Linked DNA regions of Mus musculus: region 2 is linked to region 1. The links are chromatin contacts, found by Hi-C or POLR2A ChIA-PET in ENCODE. All regions are on one chromosome and are shown on one strand. Each heading gives the region's core, a stretch centred on a gene start or an enhancer-like site at or near the end of the contact. The rest is flanking DNA. Distances are from core to core; before and after follow the strand shown. Region 1 holds the start of Zdhhc9 (zinc finger, DHHC domain containing 9). Region 2 holds the start of Sash3 (SAM and SH3 domain containing 3).

Region 1 (5,506 bases), core at 2,693-5,192:
GCAAAAAAAAAAAAAAACCCAAAACAAAAACCAACAACAACCCAAGGAGTAATTTCGAAACGGGAATCATCTCAGAAGAAAACTTATCACGCCCCTGTTGAACAGTAATTTAGCTAATTAGACGCTTCATCCCATGGGCAGTTTTCTTCAGAGGCCTTCAGGGGCCTAAGTGGAACAGATCCAAGTCACAGTCTCTTTAAGCCTTCCAGGTACAGGAAAAAAAAAAAAAGGCCAAAAAAGCCACAGCTCTATACCCCATGTTTCTCTGACCAAAGCAGAGATTTTCTGGACCCAGAACTACCAACTCAGCCATAGCCTGGAAACAAGTCTCATCTCTGTCATGAGAAATTCCAATCATAAGCATCTAATGGCAGAGATAGATGGAACCAAAGGAACAAAAAAGACAGAAACTGACATCAGAATTCAATGTGTGCTCTCATCAAGAAGAAAAGCAGAAACGAAGCAGGAGAAACATGGAAAGTGGGAGCTGAAGGAAAGCAAACTGTTTTGTGTTATGCATAACCCTGCCTGGCTGGCTGCACATGCTCACTTGTACCACACGGAAGCACATGGTGCATGCACACACACACACACACACACACACACACTGAGCTATAAAACTCAGAATGAAAAGAGGTAAGAAGCCTTCAGCAACCTGCCTAACTTCACAGAAAACGTCCACAAAGTCAGAGGCAATAACAACAAAAGGACCTTTAGCTAAGAGTTCATTTGATCTTATTTTACCAGCGCTGTTATAGAGCATTATAACACTGTTCCCACTGCTGTTCCTCAAGCCAGCCGCAACCATAGAAAGGCTGGCAAAGTAGCCTCCAAATCACACTGAGATGCACAGCGAAAGCCTGGAGCCCTTAGAGAAAGGCAAAAGTGAGTCCCAGGGGGCTGCAGCTCCATTTGGTTGAGGAGCACCCCCTGGCATCTGCCAACCACACCCCAGGATGAGAAATCTGTTTCCAGGTCACCCATGGCAGGCTCACATCAGGTGTGGCCTCAGTAGACACACATACACCTCTTGTTTCCTCAAGGTCCTCCTTAATACAGTAATCCCAAAACAATTAGCACTGCTCCCATCCCTGGAGCCTGGAATCATTCTCTGCGTATGCAGTAATCATGCCACAGTACACAGTACACTAGACTCCAACTGGCCACCTCCCTGGAGCAGTGACCTACACAGGCTTCAAACAGTATCTCTAGTACTAGGTACAACATTGCATAAAAAAGTAACCCCAAAGCTAGCATCAGGCTTACACAGAACATTTATAATTTTTTTTATACTCAGTGGTTTTTTGTTTTGTTTTGTTTTTTTTTTTTTGAGACAGAGTTTCTCTATGTAGCCTTGGGATGCTGAGTGATTTTGGAAAGAAAGAACAACCCACATTTCAAAAGCACCTATATGGCGTTCCCACAGCTCCCTTGTGGTACAGCTGATGCTGGGACCAATCTTCAGGTTCTCAACTCAGTTTGGTTTTCAAATGAACAGCTAGGTAAGAACTAGGGCTTACAGAAATGGTACCCTGAATAGCAGATGAAGTGGATATTGGTGAGGGGTGTTATAACAACAAGGGTTACTCCCAGAGTTGGGAAGGGTTGAAAAGAAGTCATTTATCATTAAGTTACTGTCAGTGAAAGGACGTGAATTTTTATGACAAACTTTGTCAGGAATATCCCCACATCAGGACTATGAAATTGATATTAAAATTCTTGGCCTTTTTAGGAAGTGCATATTCTACTATAACCACAAAGTAGTGAATTCAATTAAACACAACCTATAGATATCGTTCAACAGAAGAGTAAAATCATGCAAGAACCACCACAAATGCCCAGGAGGTACTGTCATTCCTTGGACCCAAATTAACCATAAGGAGACAATTGTGTTCAATGAAAACTCACTCGAAGGCAAAGAAGAGTGTACATGTCCCCAGGATGAGGAAGAGGGTCAGGTAGAAGATGCCCTTTTGCCGGGCCATCATGACGCGGCCATCACAGCAGAAGGTGTTCCTGCCTGGGAGTTTCTCCCATTTCCGTGTCACCTTCTTTCTTACCACCATCACAGACATGATTACAGTTCCTGGTCCAAGATGGGCTTTGGGACTACTCGAGAGAAGATGCAGAGGCTGAGGTCAGCTTTAAAATCAGGTCGTCTACTAGTGTTGCCACTGGGTCAAACATTATCAAGAGCCCTAAGAAAAAGAAAGGGGTAAGGTGTTGAGACAAGAGTGACAAAATACAACTGAACCCTCATTTCCCAAAGACAGAAAGATGAGCACTGCTTGAAAGAGCAGGAAAGTTTGAAAATTTTATTTCTGATCTCTGTTTGGTCTCTAAGGAGGAAAACAAACAAACAAACAAACAAACCAGTTCTCCAGAGGGGGAGGGGACTGATATTTCTTAATCAATCCTGTTTCTAAACCCATGCTGGTGATTTTGATGAGCTATGATGATATGAGTCTTGGAAATAAGTAGGAATTCTGGAAGTAGCCACCCTTTGTACTTTCTACTGTACCACCATGTTCTTTAGTCACCTAAAGAAAGATATCTATAAAAATAATGTTTGTTGTTGTTGTTGTTGTCCTTTGTCCCTAAGTAGCCCTTCCCATACCTCCTCTACCTCTCCTTCTTTCTTCAATATTCAAATATTACTCACAGGAAGGAACAAGTAACCCTCTGGCTGGGGTAAGCTGTTCAGGGCATTCTGGAAGCATACACACATTGTATTTCCACAAAACAGATTTCCCCTAATCAAACCTTCTGTAACTTCTGGAGTCCGAAATGAAATCTTCTGGCTGGTCTAGTTTAACATTTGTGAGCCCACATCATATTGTAGATAAAAAGGCTTCCTTAAACAGGAGAGATCCTGGGATGGTTGGCAACTGATGCTGGGGTTGGGGGTGGCTGAGGGCGGTGGCAGCAGCTAAGAAAAGTCCCTTGGGGGCTTTCTAGGACATTTCACCAGTATCATAGCTCCATTCAGCATCCTGGATTTCCGGGCCTCGCCTTTCCCAGCCACTGTCATCCTCCTCTTCTCTCAGGTGCTGGGCTGTGTCCTCTACTTACTGGCACCACATGCCCCATGCTGGCAAGAATGAGGCGGAAGCCTGCAGCCCGATGAGCAAGAAACAACCAGCCAGAGAGCATTCCCGAGCTAGAGAGGGCAAAGGTCCAAAAGGGGACTAAGAGCCTAGCAACAAGATGGAAAGGTGTAAGGCTTGGGAAAGGGGAGGGGGCCCCAGAGGTGCAAAGATCACTTCCTTTGTGTAAAACTAACCTGGAAAACAATCTCCCCCCTCCCCCCGCCTCCATAAACTGACCCAGCAGAAGAACACAGACTAGGAAGGGGGACCCAACCTGGGAGAAGGAAAATTAAAATCCGTCAGAAAGCAGCGACCTGGTTCAGCAGCTTAGCGCCAGAAGCCAGGGCTGTGCAGCGGGCTCGTCCTCAGGAGGCCCGCCCTGCCTCCGCCACGCAGCCGACCACCGCCCCAGGCTGGCTGGGACGCGCGCCACATCCACACGCACACGCGTCCACACGCTCGTACACACTCACACACGCCCCGCCACGTGTAGTCACCCCCGGCCAGGGGCTCCGTGGCTGGCGAGCTGAGCAGGGCGGTGCCAACGTCCCTGGGTCCCGGCGGAGCTGAAGGGGGATGCAGCCCTCCAGAGAGCCGAGCCCCGGAGACCCCCACCCCCACCCCTTGTTACCTGAACAAGGGACACTGAACTCGGCCGGCAACTGGGGGCAGAAAGTGCACACTGTCCCGGGGGATCTCGTCAGCAGCCAGAGGTGGTAGCGACTTCTCCCTGACAGGGAGGGTGCCTCCTCCTGACAAGGGGCCCCAATAGTCGGGGCCCTAAACCAGCTGTGGCAACCGCCCACCGCTGGCGGAATGGAACGCTCCTCACGTCACCAGGTCGCTCCAGTAGTTGCTCGTCCTCCATTGGCTAAACGATCACAATGTCTCCATCCCGCCCCCAACGCGTACTACCATTGGCTACTTCGAACGTCACTCCAGAATCCCTCCGCCCACTCCCCCCACCCATCTCCTTGCTACAAGCCCACCTGCCAAGCTCCAGCCAGCTTCTCTCTGGGGTCTGAGCACCAGGACGCGAAGTGTTCTCGTCTATTAATATAGTTACGCAAAAGCGGAGGCGTAAGGTGGTGTGGACCGGACAAGGGAGGAGCCAAGAGCAGCCTCCCCACAAACACACTGAAGCAACACTAGCTCACAAATCCGGACTCTAACCCTGAATTCCGTCTTACCCTGGGCCTCTCCACTGCCGTTTGCCTTTAAATTGACCAAGGTCTGTTCGTGGGCATCTTAACGTTACATTCTCTGCCGCCTAAGTCCCATTCAGAAGCCTCGGACTCCCACGCAATCTCGAGGGCTTTCAGAACAGAAAAAGAATATGAAAAGAGATAACCATATCTGAGAATGTCATTTTGTGATATTGAAAACAAGTCATTGACATTAAGGAAGTTGGAGGAACTCCACTGAGACAACATAAATATTTCCAGGTAGATAATGATGCAAAGATTGCCAAAAGGTAGTTAATTTCTATTTTCTATTAGAATTTGAGATCTTGTTGGGTGTGGTGAAGCTAAGGCAAGAAGATTTGAAGCCACCCTGGTCTGACATTTGAGTTCCATGCCAGCCAGGGCTACATAGAAAGATCCTGGTTCAAATGCACAAAACAAAAGAACTGGAGATATTATGATAACAAAGGGAGGGGCATCCAAGGCAGAATTTTCATACATCAACCAGATTGATTCTTTCCTTCTGGTGCCTCCTGGCAGTTAGTTACTGTTACTGAGCCTCTGCTATCAACGGCTAGTAACACCATTTAGAAAATTGAGACTGGAGTGGGGAAAACAGTTGAGAATCACACTATTATATTATATTATATTATATTATATTATATTATATTATAGGGTGGATGTTACAAGGCACCAGATCTGTTTCCACCAGTATGACTGGTTCTTACCTTCCAAATAATATGAGGGATGTTTAAAAGTGACCTCTCCTTACCTACCACACTATGTTATCAACCCAGGTTTCCTAGAGCTTGACCAAAGTTTTCCTAGGGTTTCCAATAATAGTTGGAATTAGTTCAGAAGTGACTGCCAATGCTCTCCCAAAGGCAGCTTTGTGGTAGTTTTAATGAGAGACCACATACATGGTCAAGAATTATTATTCTTGGGCTGGTGAGATGGCTCAGTGGGTAAGAGCACCCGATTGTTCTTCCGAAGGTCCAAAGTTCAAATCCCAGCAACCACATGGTGGCTCACAACCATCCGTAATGAGATCTGACGCCCTCTTCTGGAGTGTCTGAAGACAGCTACAGTGTACTTACATATAATAAATAAATAAATCTTTAAAAAAAAAAAAGAATTATTATTCTTTTATAGTATTTTGCTCCCATATAATATTAAAACAAAATTCTTTATAATGATTATTCTTAAAACATTTATGATATCTTTCCACCAAAA
Region 2 (5,712 bases), core at 1,775-4,274, 62 kb before region 1:
GCTTGCGGGAGAGAGACCACGGATGCCCAGAACACAGGCTGTGGACCGAGTCTTATGCAAATCTAAAAGAGAAGGGGAGGGGCTGAGAACACTTGCCCCGCCTGTCTGAGGAGGGTCGGCCACCTCTGTATTCTGTCCAGAATGCCCTCACCTCCCACTTTACCCCTATCCCTTTCCCAGGCCTCAGTAGCCCAACGCCTACCCTGGTTGCTGACAGCATCTGAAGGTTCTGCGGTTAGTTTGTGAGCTGTGCTTGCCGCTGGGGGCTGGGCAAACAGGAAGCGGGCACATCCTGAGCCCTGCCTGGCCAGGGACTCTGAGCAGGCGCGGAAGGTTCTGTGAGCTGCTCCCACCTTCCGAGGCTTCTGGTCTCCGAAGCCTCAAGTATCCCCCCCCCCCCCCCCCAGGCTTGGTAAGTCTCAGGTATCCCTGGACAAACGCCAGCAACATTCTATCCCAGACTCCGGAAAGGATGACCTTCAACCTAGGATCACACTTGAACTCCCACAGGCTAGATGGCTCATCCCACCTCCTAGCTTTCGGGCTTCTAAACATCCTGCGAAGCCTTAGCTCTTTGATACGTTCGTACCCCTAGGCAGTCAAGGAAAGACTTTCCGTCCGAAAAACTCAAGCCAATAAATAAAGGGCTGTAGAACGCAGAATCTTTTCATGAGTCAGCCTGGTAGTTCGGCTGAACTAGAGCCAGAGGAAATATGGTTTTATCTTGAGAGAGATGGACTTTGACCTTCTTTCCTTAGCTCAAAGGCAGATGAACTGAAGGCCTTAGGGCCCAGGGAGGAAGTCACGAGAACATCTTGGGAGCCAGGACAGGCTTGCTCAGGATTTCACAAGTGTCACAGAAACGAAAGCCTTGCAAAGGTGAATCGTTTGATTTCTTTATAGTGATGTATGAGGTTAGGAAATGAAAGTTGTAGGCAGGGCATGGACCAGGTAAGATATACTCCTCACTGAAAATAAATATTCAGTTTCACGTCGCTTTGAGGGTTCAATTCTTAATAGTTCTCTTCTACATTCTTTGAAGAATTCTCTTAGTGTAAGAATAAAACTATCTTTGAATCAAGGGGGGGGGGCGGTGAGCATCCCTTACCCCAGCAATTCCAAACTTTCTAGACACTTAGCCTAATCATAAACTTATACATGTGACTGAGTATTTACCTTAAGGACATTCAATAAGTACTTGTACATTTTTTAAAAAATCAACCAAGGCAAGATAATTATTGTGGGTTCAGACAACTGAATGCTAATCAGCCATGTAAAAAAAAAATCGTATCATTCAGGCTAAGAAGATGATTCGTTGAGGAAAGAGCGTGTTGTAAAAGCACGAATACTTGAGTTTGTATCCCTGGAACCTACATAAAAGCTGGGTGATAGACAGATATCTATAACTCCAGCCCTGAATGGGGAAAGCAGAGACCTATGGATCCCAGAAGGTCACTAGCCAGCCAGTCTAGCTGAAAACCATCAGCTCCAGATGTGGCGAGGGCCCCTTTCCCCAAAACTAAGGTAGAGAGTAATAGAGCATCGACTGCTACCCCCAGATGTGAACGCACAGCTGAGAACGCATCCTGAGTGTGCACACATACACACGCATGTCCACATGAAAAATAACCGTTCCAGACTAGTTCGGCCAGTCATGGTGGTCCACATCTATAATCCCAGCACTCATCATAAGTTCCAAGCCAGCCTGGGACACACAGTAAGGCCTTGAGCAGGAGAAATGGGGAGTTTATTTTCATTAAAAATTCAAGATAGTTTTCCTGATGTAGACATTCCTAAAACTATTACCACAATCACAATAAACAAACTTATTCATCACCTCCAAAATGTTCTATATGTCCTTAGTTATCTGTCCCTCCAATTTTTCCAAATCTCCCCAAACCAATGTTTTTCGTCCTGTACGGGTGTGATTCTTTGTAAGAAGTAAATTTCTGTCTAGAGAGAGGTGCTAGGTGCTGAAAACAGTAAAGGATATTTACCTAAACAGTGTGAAATCCAATTATGGAGACTTTTTTGAAATTTCATTTTATTGTCATCTGTATTTGATAAAGTGTAAATGATACATACCAGTTGCTTTGTAGTGAACAGGAATCATTGAAAGTACTTAAACATCTACCGCAATTGCTCAATGGTAGTAAACTTACCTGGCATGGGTAAGCCATAGGTGAGACCCCTAAGCACTGCAAATCAACATTGCCATTGTCATCATTATCATCATCATCACCATCATGTGCTGAATGTAACCCACAAGATGGGCGCAATGCCCAGGCAGTTGATGAATGCCTTTTGAATGGGGCACCTGCTGTTGACGTGGCATTGCCTTCAAACATTTCTCAGTTGTTCTTGTATGACCTGAGGGGTTGTTGTGTGTAGGCACACCTCATCTAGACTGAAAACCATATGTGTGCTGATGGAAATGTGGATAGTTGCTGGATTGATAGCTTTAGAAACAGTGGATACAGGGCTATTGAAGGTTGTAGGGATGAGAGCATCATGGAAATGACTATAGCATCTGTAAAGGTGACCACTCTAAGGATGATGAAGCAGTAGAAATCTCTGAAGAGATGAGAGCTTTACCAATCATAGCTAAGGTATACTGACGGCAGTAGGGATGGTAGGAGGGATGATGGCTGGGGCGTGGGGAGTGGTGGTAGTCACGGTTGTAGTAATGGCTATCTGGTAATGGTAGCAGTAGTGATAACCATCAAGATGATGGCCACAGGAGTGACAGTAATGGTAATCGTGATCGCAGTAATGACTTGGAAGATGCAAATAGACTGGGGGCATTTACTCAACAGGCAGGGAGATTGTTCACCTTCTGATTTCAGAGGTTTAGTCAGTGAGTGTAAAGCCCAAATAAGCCAGAACATGAAAGGACTGTAGTGGATGACCGGAGACAACAGGATTGGGGCTTTTCTCTGACTGTTCAACTCAAGGTCTGTCTGCATCAGAATCTCTGGAGACTGAAGCTGGGACTTCCTTCCTCCCTAGAGGCCGGCAGGGGCCATGATTGCTGTAAGAGCAGGTCACGTGGCAAGGTTTCCTGTATGCTGCTGCTGCTGGGTGTCCATGGCCCGCACCCCCAAGCTGCCACTGCAGCAGTAAAGAGTAGCAGCCCCAGGCTCAGTCTATGCTGTGCCAACTGGCTGGTGCTGGGGAGGCTTTAACAAGAGATTTTTGCATCTTAGCTCCTTGGAGAACAGAGCAGGAGTGCCATTTCTGTAGAGGACCATGTTGCGTCGCAAACCCTCCAACGCCAGTGACAAAGAGCCCACTCAGAAGAAAAAGGTAAGGCGCATCTTTGAGCGTACACTCCTTCCTTCTCTCCTCTACACTCTCTACCAAGGCCTTCATGGACTCTTAGAAGGTGGAAGTTGAACCAAGGCTCTATGTTGAGCTTGGACGTGAGGGTTCTTCCAGAAAGCAAGGGGATGGGGCTCAACGCTCACTTGAGTAGTAAAAGTACTGAAGGTACTTTCTAAACTCTGGAATACAGAGCTATGAGTTGGGCCTTTGGAAGTCTAGAGTGATAGACTGAAGAACATAAGAGTTAAATCCACAGACATCAGTTGGAGAGTTACAAAATGTCGTGTTCAAATTGAATCCAAAGAGCGTAATTAATTTTGTCTCTCTAGCTCGGGTTCTGTGTTGCTTTTGCTCGAGTGTGTCCTCTGGGGACTACCTCATTCAAAGGGCCCTACTAGCCTACCCAGCCAAGGTGGTCACAGACTCCCTAACTCTTTGGCAGGAGCCATAGCCATTTCCCACTAGGCTCAGATCTACAACATCTCCCCCAGGCCACTGGAGATGAAGCAGTAAGTAAATTTCAGACTCAGGAAAAGAGCCCACCCAAATGCCGTAAAGTTCAGGTGGTGGTGGTGGTGTGTGTGTGTGTGTGGGGGGGGTTGAACAGGTTCTTTCTGGGCAAGTGAACTTATGAAGAATGAGAAATGGAGCTGATGACTTGCATGGTGAGTAGGTGTGAGAGCTAAGGGGGAAAAGTTCGTTGGGGGAGGGAAGGGGATTTCAAAGTCCAGGAAGGAAGGTAGCTGTCAAAAATGGCTGAAGTGTTCATCTTCCTGAGACAGGAGCTAGACTGAATGATTCTTGAAGACTCTGATATCCAGGTTTCCCTGGCTGTATGTATAGAGTTCATTTTATGTCAGGACTCTCCCAGGCAATCAGCCTGTCCAGTCTGCATGTCTAAGTGGACCACAGGAATGGTCCAAAGCAGGCCTGACTAGATCCAAGCACCCAAGCCTTAATCAGGGGCCTCCAGGACTCTCACTGTGCCCTATCCATTTTTCCATGGAATTCAACTCAGGTGCACTGTGGGGGGATGCCCCCTTGTCAGAACAGTTCCCAGGCAGTGGGCGACAACTAAGAGACAGGCTGAGAGCATTGGGGTGTGCATCCTGTCCCACCTCTCAGGATCTGGGTGGCTGCCGCTTTCGGCTGTACTCTCTCCACTTCAGCTGCTTCTGTAAGATCGCAGTGGCGGGTAGGTGGAGAAGGGTAAGATTTGTGAATATTCACACAGGGCCTTGTCACCCCACCCCCCCACCCCCGCCAAAACTAGGCCCCAAAGGCTTGTCATTGGCTGCCACTCCTCAAGAGCAAAGCCACTTCCCCTTGCTCTCAAGCTCATGAGAAAAACAGAGACTGCTATATAGACCCTGGTAGGCCCCAAACCACAGCAGAATCAAGCTGGAAGAAAAAGTCTGAGAAAGAGCTGACACCAGAGTCCGCAGCTACCTCAGGTAGAGGTGCCCCAAGGCCTACAGAATAAGAAACCCCTTTCCTCTCTCTTGGCTCCAGTTACTCAGATCCTGCATCTGGGAATCCCTCCAGGTTTCCTCTAGAAAAGTCTGTGGTCCACATCCTTTAGTCCACACAAACTGCACCTCACCCCTGCCAGGGCCTCTGGCAGCCTCCAGGAGGCCAGATGAGTTTGCCTTTACATATTCAAGCCCCATACTATAAAAATGCCCTTAACACAACCAAACCTCCAGAAGATGTGGCATCGTCCCAAGGCCCAGAGACAGTAGCCAGCTTCATCTTTGATTGCCAGATGACTGAAGTCAAGTCTCTTCCCTTTGGAAACTGAGGTGATGTGATAGAAGGGAATATACAGGGACAAAGGAAGCTCCTCCCTCCTGTTCCTGCCTCTTTTCCTCCTTCAGCCAATGAAAATGTACTGGAGAGAGGGCAAGAAAGTGGAGTTAGAATGCTCCCATTCTGCCATAGGAGCCTGGACAGTACTTCCCCTGGGCCTCAGTTTCTTCACCTCTGAAAGAAAAGGTGATCTCTGGAGGTAGGGCTCACTGGAATAATAGCTGTGAGAGCACCCTCTCCGGTGTGTGCTTCTGCCTACAAGGGGGTGCTAGCTTTGGCATGAGCCCAGATGGAGCAGACACACAGCAAAGAATAAACCAAGGTCCCAGTCTTGAAGTACAGAAAGCAGGGCCTAACGGTATGGAGAGCCACACTGAGGGAAGGCTTGTCAGCGGCCACGTGCTACACTCTGTACCTCAGTCACGGTTTAGCTTGCGGAGTTTTCACTGCAACCTCAGAGTAGAGACAGGTATATACTGATTTCACACTGGACACTCCGACTGGGGACATTTGCTGGAGCTATCACAGAGAGTGTGTTGCAGCGTTCCAAGCCAGGGTGCTTAATTTCAGAATCTTCTC

Evidence for each region. Hi-C counts contacts between places; a loop is a spot of excess contacts on that map. ChIA-PET counts read pairs that join two places held with the same protein, here RNA polymerase II (POLR2A).
Region 2: a loop to region 1 is called in a map of heart, with 2.3 times the contacts of the local background. The contact joins the promoter of Sash3 here to the promoter of Zdhhc9 in region 1. A Hi-C loop is called at or near these places in 3 of 37 maps with a recorded cell type or tissue (T-helper 1 cell, heart and v-Abl transformed pro-B cells). POLR2A ChIA-PET finds 5 or more read pairs at or near these places in 1 of 5 experiments (embryonic stem cell).

The regions. Positions count from the first base shown.
Region 1 is chrX:48,204,760-48,210,265 of GRCm38, forward strand. It overlaps Zdhhc9 (zinc finger, DHHC domain containing 9), which reads right to left and starts at 3,943. Exons shown (of 10, transcript NM_172465.4): 1 at 3,721-3,943; 2 at 1,909-2,198. The coding sequence starts at 2,075.
Region 2 is chrX:48,143,412-48,149,123 of GRCm38, forward strand. Sash3 (SAM and SH3 domain containing 3) reads left to right here and starts at 3,025. Exons shown (of 8, transcript NM_028773.4): 1 at 3,025-3,306. The coding sequence starts at 3,250.